Linked DNA regions of Homo sapiens: region 2 is linked to region 1. A link is a contact called in ENCODE Hi-C or POLR2A ChIA-PET data. All regions are on one chromosome and are shown on one strand. The core of a region is the stretch at or near the end of the contact, and the rest is flanking DNA. Distances in the headings are between cores, read along the strand shown. Region 1 overlaps LINC01091 (long intergenic non-protein coding RNA 1091). Region 2 overlaps LINC01091 (long intergenic non-protein coding RNA 1091).

What was found. A loop is a pair of places that touch in the nucleus more often than their neighbours do. ChIA-PET counts read pairs that join two places held with the same protein, here RNA polymerase II (POLR2A). Pooled maps may share reads with other maps.
Region 2: a loop to region 1 is called in a map of endothelial cell of umbilical vein, with 4 times the contacts of the local background. The contact joins two enhancer-like sites. A Hi-C loop is called at or near these places in 4 of 168 maps with a recorded cell type or tissue (endothelial cell of hepatic sinusoid, endothelial cell of umbilical vein, heart right ventricle and 1 more) and 1 of 50 pooled maps. POLR2A ChIA-PET finds 5 or more read pairs at or near these places in 2 of 52 experiments (MCF 10A and RWPE1).

What each region holds. Positions count from the first base shown.
Region 1 is chr4:123,855,037-123,860,858 of GRCh38, reverse strand. The region is part of intron 4 of LINC01091 (long intergenic non-protein coding RNA 1091); the gene reads right to left. Among named protein-coding and RNA genes, the nearest start is that of LINC01091, 210 kb to the right of the region's middle. RefSeq lists an enhancer at 2,484-5,822. Within about 2 kb of position 3,643, at least 14 of the 41 ENCODE cell types and tissues checked have a DNase peak (open chromatin) inside an H3K27ac peak, as active enhancers do; they include endothelial cell of umbilical vein and heart right ventricle, where a contact is called at or near this core.
Region 2 is chr4:123,890,976-123,897,323 of GRCh38, reverse strand. The region is part of intron 4 of LINC01091 (long intergenic non-protein coding RNA 1091); the gene reads right to left. Among named protein-coding and RNA genes, the nearest start is that of LINC01091, 240 kb to the right of the region's middle. Within about 2 kb of position 3,808, at least 6 of the 41 ENCODE cell types and tissues checked have a DNase peak (open chromatin) inside an H3K27ac peak, as active enhancers do; they include endothelial cell of umbilical vein and heart right ventricle, where a contact is called at or near this core.

The sequences.
Region 1 (5,822 bases), core at 2,394-4,893:
TAGTTCTAGTGTATTTAGATAAGATAGTCTATAAAATTAGTCAAGGTAAATACATTAAAGATACATGGAGCATTTTTTTTAACTTTAAGTTCTGGGGTACATGTGCTGAACGTGCAGGCTTGTCACACAGGTATACATGTGCCATGGTGGTTTGCTGCACCTATCAACCTGTCATCTAGGTAAGCTCACCATCCTTTCTTCTTTTTTTTTTTTTTTTCGTTTTGAGACGAAGTTTTGCTTTTGTTGCCCAGGCTGGAGTGCAATGGTACACTCTCGACTGACTGCAACCTCTGCCTCCTGGGTTCAAGCGATTCTCCTGCCTCAGCCTCCCAAGTAGCTGGGATTATAGGCATGCGCCATCACGCCTGGCTAATTTTGTGTTTTTAGTAGAGATGGGGTTTCTCCATGTTGGTCAGGCTGGTCTTGAACTCCCAACCACAGGTGATCCGCCTGCCTTGGCCTCCCAAAGTGCTGGGATTATAGGTGTCACCCACCACATCCGACCCCTGCCCTTTCTTTTAAGAGCACAGGCAGGTCCCTCACTCTAGTGCAGTGAACTTAATGAGAGCCTAGAGTGAATGAAACGGTGATGCCCCTCTTGATGTGGAGTTACATGGTAGATATCATGCAGCCAGTTTTCTCACTCATGGATGAATTTTCATGACATTCTCTATTGAGTTGTATGGATCTAATAGAAACATCTATGGGTCTTAAGGCTAAATATTTTTTCATTGCCCCTCTCATGTTTTCTGCTAGTTTTACAAAAATACCCTGTCAATTTTCAGATAAAAGCTTTTTAACAAATTCAAAATGTCATTATCTCTGCTACTTGTACAATCAACTTAAACCCAGAATAGAGCCTGCAACTTACCATCTCAGCAAAAGAGAACAGGTGAAAAAAGAAAGCAAAACTGTAGAACAAAAAGATGTAAAAAAAAAAAAAAAAAAAAAAAAGGAAGACAGACAAATAAGGCACAGAACTGTATTAGAAAAACACTTTCTACTTTAATCACACAGTGGTGTCCAGCCTCGCCTTCTCGACCCCCTGCTTTTCCTATTTCTTCCTTGTTAGTACGAGTCACTCCATTGACCAACAAAATTACCACACAGTGACCACCTCTGGTGCATGTTGAATACTTGATTTAGGGCTATTACGCTTGTCCCAAAGAGCTCAAAGCAGATTTAAATTTCCATAAATCTATTTGCTAGACATGTAGGTAAAAAACTTATTTGAGCAACACAGGTAGTTTTTATTTAAGTTGGCCTTTAGTGTTCTTTTTTAATAATTTTCATTACAAGAGCCATAAAACCAGCAAATTTAGAACAATCCCACTCAGTAAAAAGAAAGTCAAATTTGATATTCCAATGTTAATGCCTAAATAACAACAATTTTAAAATTTCCCAAATCATGAGTGATTGGGTGCATTCACTTATGAGATCCAATTAACCTTCTGAGGCTTAGGGGCAAATGACCTTGCTAGAATATATCAGGAAAGGGAATTGCAAAAATTGCACTGCTTGCACCTGTGGTCCTTTAATAACTTATGAGCAAGTTGATTTTTCAGACATTAGTGCAAAATGTATATTCCATCTTTTCAATGAAATCCTGATCTTTTCCCTGATATACATTTCAACTCCATTATCACCTTGAGACAGAGATACAAGATGCCCATTTTATGATACTGTAGTGTGGCAAGGGTAACTATACTGCAGGTTAAGATACTCAAAGAAGTGACAAACAGGACACAAAGCTCAAAAAACCCTCTGAGCTAGCTTTCAGGATGAAGGAGCCCTTTTTAGAGAGGACTGTCTTCATTCTGGAGATATAGATTGGAACATTCATTTTACGTAAAACTATTTGTAATATAAAACATGGTCTGACTAAGCCACAGTATTGTGTCTGCTGGAATGTGAGCTATTATATACTTGGTAATATTTAAACACAAACACAAGAACAGCTTTCCAAGTTTCCTGTTCTATATGCTTAATAAGCTTTAGATGCTTTATTTTGAAAGTTAGGCAAATTAGAGTTTTTAAAAATATGAATTCAGTAAACTCAGCAGCACAAGTTAGTACACTATTGATTAAAAATATATATATAACAATTAATACAACTCAGTGTACACAGCACATGTTCTTCCATCATCTGATTCTGCCTCGCACTGTAAACTTCATCCCAGACTTCACTTCCAGCCAGCTTAGTTCAGTCCACTCTGCCTCCCCACCACACTTCCTATCCCAAGTTGTTCCAGCCCAGCATAACTGCATCAATTGCAGCTTCAGGAACTCTCTTTCTAAACTCTCTTTCATGCTGAAATCCATATAAACAGATTCCTTCATCTCTAATCCCTCACCTACCCTCCATTCTACAAATTTATTCCCACAATCTTTCCTTTGACTAATTCTTCTTTACCCCTCCAAAATATACACAGGACCCCAAACTGCCAAGAATGCATGTGGCAATACAGTAAACATGTTTTTAGCCTCGGATGGCACTCTTTTATTCTGCTTTACTTCATAGGTTTTGGCTTTGCGCAGATCTTTATTTGAGTAAATTAACAAATAAATGATATTGCCCACTGGTAGAAAAATTCATTAAACTCCCAAGATCCCTTCTAGTACACTTTATTTCACAGTAAATATTCTACGTTGAGTATCATGTTGATATTCTAGTATCCAATTTTACCATCTAGGTTATGTTTCATTTCCAATTAATTCTCTAATTTCCTGGCTTGTGGTATATTTGACTTGTTGCTTAAGCAAACAATAATGAAAGTCACCATCCTCCTATATCATAAGATTGATACAATCATGTTAATCAAAATTCTGAGAGAAACTATAATTTAAAAATCATGTATATCTTCATGCTTTTGTTTTCAATAAGTTGACAAATTTAAGAAAGCACTAGAAAATGATAAGCAATAAAAATTATAAAAAATATGAGTCTTTTATTCTGACTTTATCCTTACAATGCTTGTTATCTAATAGCAATATTAAATATATTATTGTTCTTTTATATTAGGTTTGCTAACAACAATAATATATTTTTCCTCACTAAAAAAAAAAAAATATATGCTTCTGGTTTAAATGCCATCCTTAGGAGTACAAGCTTGAAAGCTGTGCTACCAGTAGTGTATTTTAAATGTAAGGGAGCAAATATTGTTTCTGTCAACCTCAAAGAAAAGAATGTACTCATTATGTTCAAAACTTTAACTTACTACAATAATGACACTGGTTTCAAAAAACTGAACTTTTTAATAACCAATAACCTTTTTTCACACAAACTTTTTACACCTCTAAGCATGCTATAATTTCTAAGCACTATTCCTCTTTGCTTCAATTATGTGTTCCCATGCTAAAAAGCAAAATAACAAAGTTTAAAAAAAAGAAAAAAAAAAAAAGGAAAGGGCCTTTTCCTCACTGCCAGGACCCAAGCTTATCTCAGCAGCCTCCTATTTTTAACCAGATTGCAAATGGTATCCGTGATCAAAGGCCCGGAGCCCTGGAGGAACTTAGGCAAACAGCACGCAGCAGAATGCTTCCTGATGATCTGTAAGCAGGAAAGGACTTTTGACACGAAAGACAGCTTAAACAGCACAAGAATAGCAATAAACCAGCTGTAAAATGGTTGCCCTTGAACGAAAGCAAATTGTTCCAAATAATTTTTCCCGTTTTTGCAGCCTCTGGATGTCCCGCTGGGGCATTTAAACAGCCACATGCTCAGTGTACAAAAGCTTCTCTAAGTGGGAAAATACAGTGTACTAATGTGTTTAGAATAAGGAACCGAACACATCCAAAGTTCAGATTTGATGCTTCCTTTTCCTTTTGTTGGAGAATGAGTTCATTAATGCCAGGCTTGTTTTGGATACTAACTAAGCTTCCAGTCAGTAATGTTGAAGGGTAATTTATTGGCTTAGAAATACTCAATTAACCATTGAAGTGGTTGTTAATTTAAAAAGTAAACGGATTGTTGAGCCTTTACATAGGACTGTTCATGCAACTGGAATGTATATTTACCTAAAGATTAAGAAGTACAATGCCTACTTTTCTTTGTTATTTTCTATTAAACAACTTATACTATAGGAATGCCATGAATACTGTGAAGTTTATATACATCTTCCCCACTATAAGTCATGAGAATAATATAATACTTACTGTTAACATAATTACAAGACACTTCTGTATGTGCAGTTTTATTTAATTCACACAAAAGCTCTTAAATCTAGTGTTACCCAACACCATCCTTTGAATAAATATGTAAGATACAATGTTCTCTCTCATTGATATTTATTCTAATCAATTATATTAATTCTATATTTAAAATAATAGATTAAAAGGAAATCTTTTACTACTTCATTATTTACAAAATCATGGTAAATATATTGAGTAATTTAGAAACCAATATGCTTATATTAAGAGGTACATTTTATTCCACAAAAGAAAAATACCTTTAAATAATTTGGCAATTCACTAATAAATGTTAGGCAGAGAGATTTATTTAAAAATCAGACAATTGAAAAACCTTTAGAGTTACTTAGATACACATATGCATTGCTTAATAGAAATATGTTGCTTTAAAATTAAATTTAAATACAATATTTATTAATCAAAGCATACAAAATACATTTAGGGTTATTTAAACTACATAATCAATAGACTATGATACCAAGATCTTATTTTCCTACAATAAATTATCATTCTAATTGTATTGACTAAGTCTATATTTCCTAATTTGCCTAAAATGTATAAATTCACTCACAACTTTGTGGTCTCAATTAGCATAAACATCCCAACAAAACCATGTGTAACCATTGTATGACCAGGGAAGCAAACTCTGCCTAAATCCCAAAAATCACTTTGAAAAATTATTGTTTTAAATGCAAACAAGAAAAGAAAAGGGAAATTTTCTAAAGTAATCCTCAGCTTAACAACAGTTGTGTTTGGAAGCACCTAACTAGTGACTTCTGATGAGGTCAATGATTATATATTAAATTTCTAAGTGCTTTTCTGTGAAAGTAATCAAGTTATCAAAACGAATTCCTCTTTCAATCATAGAAAAGTGGTACTCTCCTGATCAATATTTATTTATATAATGTCATGTAAACTATAACATTTACTAGTAAGAATACAGTACATATTAAAATCAAATCCCTTTTTCCCCCAGAGATTTATTTCGTGTTATACTTTGTTTTACTTTTATCATAATGAATATGGGCACAATGAGTATACAAAGCCTTTCTGTGCTTGGTCAGGGAACCAGCTAAAGTACTGGCTCAATGGCTCTGATTTTAAACCATGTTTTACTTAAGACTAATTTTTCATCAGTGTTAGAGGTTAATAACACTGTTATTTCCTCTATTACCTGGATTTAATAAAAGCAGTGGGGCATAACATTCTGTAAAGCCAGGCAATAAGAGGAAATAACACAAATGTTAACCTCTAACATAAATGTAATGGTAATTGCTCCAGTCTAGTTTTAAAATTGATGCCTTTGGTAGTCTCCCACATGGCCAAAAAAAAGCTCTCTCCTCAGTGTCCCAGCAACCACCAAGATCCAAGGTCAAGGGCAAATTATGCCATCAATTTGTATGCTTAACAACATTTGTGCACCATATCATCCTTAAATATAGAAACACATTGTTTTAGGAATAAAACACGACAATAAAGCAGTGAAGCTGCAATTATAAATCAGCTAAAGTGAAAGTACATGTTGAAAATGTTAACGAAGATTGTTGCAATACAGAAAAGTTGATTCACCTTCTTACACGTAAAATATAAAATCAAGTTACACAATAAGGTAGATAAATCTCCTAATTAAATAC
Region 2 (6,348 bases), core at 2,559-5,058, 36 kb before region 1:
CAACCACAAATTCTATATACTCTACATGCTAAATATCCTTCGTGTCCATCTTTTATTTGTAATCTCCATTCCCACTGTCCCTTATTCAGCAGTCATCTGTATGATTGCAAAAATCCAAAGAGAAACAAACAAGCAAACAAGAACTTTCTAAATGATCTTCCTGCTTTTAATTTCATCACATTTCCATTGTACTACTGCTTATGTGATTTTTCTAATATATGTAACATAGCCACTTTCCTATTCTACATCTTAAAGTGGCTTTTCTTTCCTTAAGTCAATACCCACATCCTTAGCAGGTTATAGGAAGCCATTCATGTTCTAAGCACCTTCATTTGTGGGCTCTTCTGCCACCCTCCACACACTCACTCACTTCAGCAACCTTGAACACTGATGTTTACTATGTGTGCTGCCAACTTTCTTTCCTCTGTGCCTTTGGACATGCTGATCTCACTGACTCCAAAATTCTTCCCCTCTTTTTCTGCCAGGAAAATTTCTCTTTTAAGACTCACCCAAAAAATTTCTCCATAGCTAGGTCAGCCTCTTTTCCTAAGCCATATTAGATGCTCTCTTAGCTTCCTTTAGCATTTTGTACATGCTTCCATTACAGCAATTTATACCACAGCTTGTATGCATTTCTTTGTATATACTTTGTATAGCCTTTTTTTGTATATCCTTCCTGAGGAAAGGAATCATATCTTATTCATTTTTATGACAAACACCAGGCACAGTGCCTAGTGCTCAAAAGATGTTTTTTATATTAATATTAAGCAGAGAAAGGATATGCATATGAAAGATATATGGTCCCTGATTTCAAAGAAATAACATTACAATCTAAAGATTTATAGTGGAAAAAATATAAAATAGATTTGCTTATATTCCACCAGAGAGTACAATTAGAAAAATTTACAAAGAAAAAAATTACTCAATAAAATAATGTACTCTCTAATCTTTGGAGTTATCTAACTAGCAAGCAGGAGGCATCAAGAGTTAGTGAGCTTCTGATTACTAGATTCAGGCTGAAATAAGATGGCTTAGTGTCTTCAACCAGAATGTGGTCTCTATTCAACACTTGTACTGGATGAGGGTTTAGACCTCTACAAGTCCTACGTGCCTGACGTCATTCTCTGAAAAGGCTGACGATTAAGTGATTCTCAAATAATTTTTTTAGTAAATAAGATTGTTTGGTATCTCTGCCTCAACTGTGTAATTTAAAATATTAAATTTGAATTAATTACAGTGTATTCATAGTAAGAGTTCACTAAAATTTTGTAATTCCACAATATTCTGGGAATGTACAACTAGAGACATTATTTTGGATTTATTTGGTAGTAGTAGGGAACAATAATTAATGCCTCCTTTCCCCTACCTGAGATTGGATGCTTAGTAAAGATGAACATAGGAGTCAGATAAATTAAGGTCAAGTATTACCTTTGTTATCAATAAAAATGAACAGCTTTAGGTTACTGATTAAGCCACATTCTTCTGCAGGCCTAATAATATACCCTACATTGAAAATACCGATTGCCTTAGTTGTTTTTGTGCTGCTAGAGCAGAATACCATGCACTGGGTAATTTATAAAGAACAGAACTGTATTTTCTTTTCTTTTCTTTTCTTTTTTTTTTTTTTTTTTTTTTTTGAGACAGGGTCTTGCTCTGTCGCCCAGGCTGGAGTGCAATGGCCTCTTCTTGGCTCACTGCAACCTCTGCTTCTTGGGTTCAAGCAATTCTCCTGTTTTAGCCTCCCAAGTAGCTGGGATACAGGCACCCGCCACCACACCCGGCTAATCTTTTGTATTTTTAGTAGAGACAGGGTTTCACCATGTTGGCCAGGATGGTCTTGAACTCCTGACCTCATGATCTGCCCACCTCGGCCTCCCATAGTGCTGGTATTACAGGTGTCAGCCACCACACCAGGCCACTAAAACTGTATTTTCACAGTTCTAGGGGCTGCAAAGTCCAAGATCTAGATGCCAGTATCTGATTAGGGTTTCCTTGCTGCATCCTAACACAGCAGAAGAAGGAAGAGCAAGGGAGAGACAAACTCTATGTCTTCACATGGCAGAAAAGCTGAAGAGATATAACTCAGTCCCTCAAGACCTTTCTATAGCAGCATTAGTCCCTTCCACCTATAAACCTCCCATCAGACCCTACCCTATTGCATTGGCAATTAAGTTTCCAACACAATAATTTGAGAGGACACATTCAATCCATAGCACTCACTCATCTAAAGATGCTGGTTTCCTCTGTTGCGACTGCCAGAAGGTAAACAGCAGAGCCAAAGAAACTTGGGGAGGATCCAGAAAACCTTGAGCCAACCGTACCTTTTTTCTTCCCCCATTTTCAATGGTCAGTGGAAGGAGAGTGAGTGAGTGGGTGGAAAGAAGTTAGAAATGCTCCTCTGATTAATTCTTCCGGAGAGTTAAGAAGACTTTTCCTTTTCTCTATGGATGCATGAAGAATAAGGAAGTGTTCTAACATACTTTTAAGAGCAATGTCAAATTAGCCGGGCGCAGTGGCAGGCGCCTGTAGTCCCAGCTACTCCGGAGGCTGAGGCAGGGGAATGGCGTGCACCCAGGAGGCAGAGCTTGCAGTAAGCCGAGATTGCGCCACTGCACTCCAGCCTGGGCGACAGAGCAAGGCTCCGTCTCAAAAAAAAAAAAAAAAAAAAAGAGCAATATCATCTTTCAGTAGCTTCCGAGTCTACAATTGGCCTTACATATTAAAAACACAATCTTCTTTGATATTTTGAAAGATCAAAAATTTAGCAGCTATTCTAAAAACTAACCTGTTTCTTTAGAATAACCTGTTTCACTATTTACTTATGCACTCATGCATTCAAAAAAACATTTATTAAATGCCTATCATGTTCCTGGTTCTTTTATGCTAGTGATCAAAGGAAAAATAAGCCACCATCAATGTCCTTAAAGAGCTCTAGCTGGAGAAATGGCCAATTAACTAATAAAAATAATAATAGTAATAAAACGTGATACACAGTATAATGGAGGAAGGAATATTATACCATGAACCCAAAGGGGAAGGAGCAATTAATTACTAGAAGAAAGAAAAAGAAACATTGTAATAAAAATAACAAAAACATATTGTCCTGATGTAGGCTTTGAAAAATGAATAGGAGTTCACTAGGAGAAAATGAGTAGGAACGAAGCTATCCCTTAAAAAAGAAGGACCATGGGCAAAGGCACAAAGGTCTGAATATGCAGCATTTCAGAAATCATTAAACTAAAAGGAAAGCACATTTGATATATGTAAAATATTTTCACATTTAACTTAAAGTTTATTAAAGCAGGGAAACTTTTGCGTAGTTTAATAAAATTACAAAGATCTAGAGGTGAGGCATTTTGAACTAGTTAATAACCAAATGATTTAGGGAATTATTCATTAACCATTAACAAATACCTCCTGCATCCCTCATCTTTGGTTGAGTTCCAACAGTAATATCTCAGAGGTCTTGGCACTTGAAATCTGAACTTAAGCATTTATGTCTACAATATAAGGACCAAAAATATTTTGCTTCTGGGTCATTAAAATTTTTAGAATAATAAGCCCTTCCTTAGCAGCCTTTCTATTTGGTAGAACGCCATGCAGCAATGTGTTCCATATCTGAATTCATAGGGGAAATAAAGTGGTGCTCTTGTTAAGGAAATCCATTTCCTCCAAAAGGACAAGGTATGACAAAGACTGTTTTTCCAACTTAATGTAAATTTCATAACATCAGCAGCGTGCCGTGCAAACTGCCAAATGGAAAGGCTCCCACACGCCCCATCCACATAATACATGGACTCAGGAGGGGCAGAAATTACATTTACTTTAGGAACGATACATCCTCCACACAGCCTCTAAAATCTGCACTGGTGAACCCACTCCTATCTGTTGAAGTCTTTGTCTTTATTAAATGCTTTCTTTCAGGATGGCTAAAATGATGAGAGGTCTTTTGCTTGCTTTTCTTCCTCTTTTGCTGTCTCTTTCCCTTTACAGATACAGCCCCAGTGATTGAAAAACCCGACCTGCAAATCTGACCGTTCAACTTATCTAGGACAATCTCTAAGTACAAGGTCGACATTATCTCAGCCTGCATCCTGTGTAATTATAGTATTTGGCTGGCATTGCTGAATAGGGGCTGAAATCCATCAGGTTTTAGTTAATCTTCCTTGAGTAATCACAGCTGGTTGGCCGGAAGAAAATGATTATGAAATAAAGTTGTTGTGTCTCAATAATAAAGATTACTGATATGCAGGGCAAGCTCTATCTAAGGTTAACCTTTCTCTACATATGAAGGCTCCATATAACTGAGGAACAAGAAATTGTTTCTGAAAAGTCTGCTTTGCTTCAGATTTTAACTTCTCTTTTCTTTTAACTTTTACTAAATCCCCCACCAGTCCTGAATTTTCGTTACACTGCACTGAAACACATATACTAACCCTTTGGAAGTTTTTCAAACAGATCCAACTAGCAGTTTAATGGACATGAGATCAGCTTCCTTCAAGTCTTTGAGTAGAATCTCATGTTGTTTTATTAAGAATCTTTTTATTGTGCTAATCTTGAGGCTATGAGTTATTCACACGACAGACAGGATGACGATGAATCTGCATGGTGATATTAGAGAGTATGTCAAGTGATGTTGTAGTGGCGCAAGCTGTATATTCAGAACAAAAAACAGACTTACACAGTTGGAGAAAACTCTCCATCACTGTCTATGCAATATGAACAATGCAGCATACATCCAATCCAATAATTTTTACCCCTTCTTATGATAAGAGATGATCACAAAAGATTTATCTAGCAACTGTAAAAAGGCACAGATGGTGGTATGGTGGTTAACAGCACAGATTCTGCAGTCATAGCTAGCTTTGCCTCTCACCAGCTATGTGACTTTGGGTGAATTACTTAACCTCTCTATTGACTTAGTTTCCTCAACCTTAAAATAGAAATTATAATAATAGTAGCTGTCTCATGTGCACATCATGAAGATTAAATGAGTTAACATATCCAGGATGCTCAGAACAGTTATTGGCATTTAAAAAGCATAGTAAGTGTTCACTCTTGATAACATTAAAACATATAAAGAAACAGGATTGGCTGGATCCTAACGTTGTTGGATAGGCAGTAAGTACAACTTGCAAGATCTTTAGCTCTAAATTCTTGTTTGATACTTGACTTCAGGCTATTAACATTTAACCAGAGACTCATAAACAAAATGACCTATGGTTAAACTCATCACGTTAATGTGTCTACTCATGAGAAATAAGAACGCACATAAAAATAGTACACCATAGATTTTGTCTGGAAGGGTAAGATGAGAGCAAGAGGACAAGGGAAGATGATTTGCTTGAGGCTGATGGTTCTGGGCACAGTGGCTCCCAGACTCCTCCTTATTCCACTGCTTTCATTGCCCTTACAGCACATGACTGGGATGACCAAGGAAGTTCCTCCTACAAAGAAATACATTTCAGTGTCTGAGTTTCCAAGCACATATTGGCATCCATTCCTTGGCTATTGAACTGACTCTTCTTTCTTCCTAATTACATCCCTAATGTAAATACATCCAGCAATAATCCTTAATTACATCCTCTTAATTACACACCGACTGCAAATGCATGCCAACTCTCCTTTGTCATCATTTAAGTCAATTGGTTAATACTAAACCAAACAAATACATAGACACACAAGAAAGCCATAAGTGGGAGGTTTTGAATAGAAAGATAAGCTGAGAAATATGTATTTTTCATTTTTATTTTTTAAAGCCAAAGCAAGTTTATTAGGAAAGTAAAGGAATAAAAAAATGGCTACTCCATAGGCAGAGCAGCCCCAAGGGCTGCTGGTTGCCCATTTTTATGGCTATTTCTTGATTATATGCTAAACAGGGGTGGATTATTTGTGCCTCCCATTTTTGAACCATATAGGTAACTTCCTGACATTGCCATGGCATTTGCAAATTGTCATGGTACTGGTGGGAGTGTAGTAGTAAGGGCAACCAGAGGACACTCTCATTGCCATCTTGGTTTGGGTAGGTTTTAGCTGGCCTCTTTACTGCAACTTGTTTTATCAGCAAGGTCTTTATGACCTGTATCTTGTGCGGACCTCCTATTTCATCCTGTGACTTAGGATGCCTTAGCCTCCTGAAAATGCAGCCCAGCAGGTCTCAGCCTTATTTTCCTCAGCCTCTATTCAAAATGGAGTTGCTCTGGTTCTAATGCCTCTGACATTTCCCCCCTCCCTTTTATAAGAGAACCCTTAATCCTAGGGGTTGCAGAGGGACGACGATCAGTCTTCTGTAACTTCTTCAGGCTGAATAGGGGTGAAGTTATACCTGCCTAACTATTGGGTCTCTTG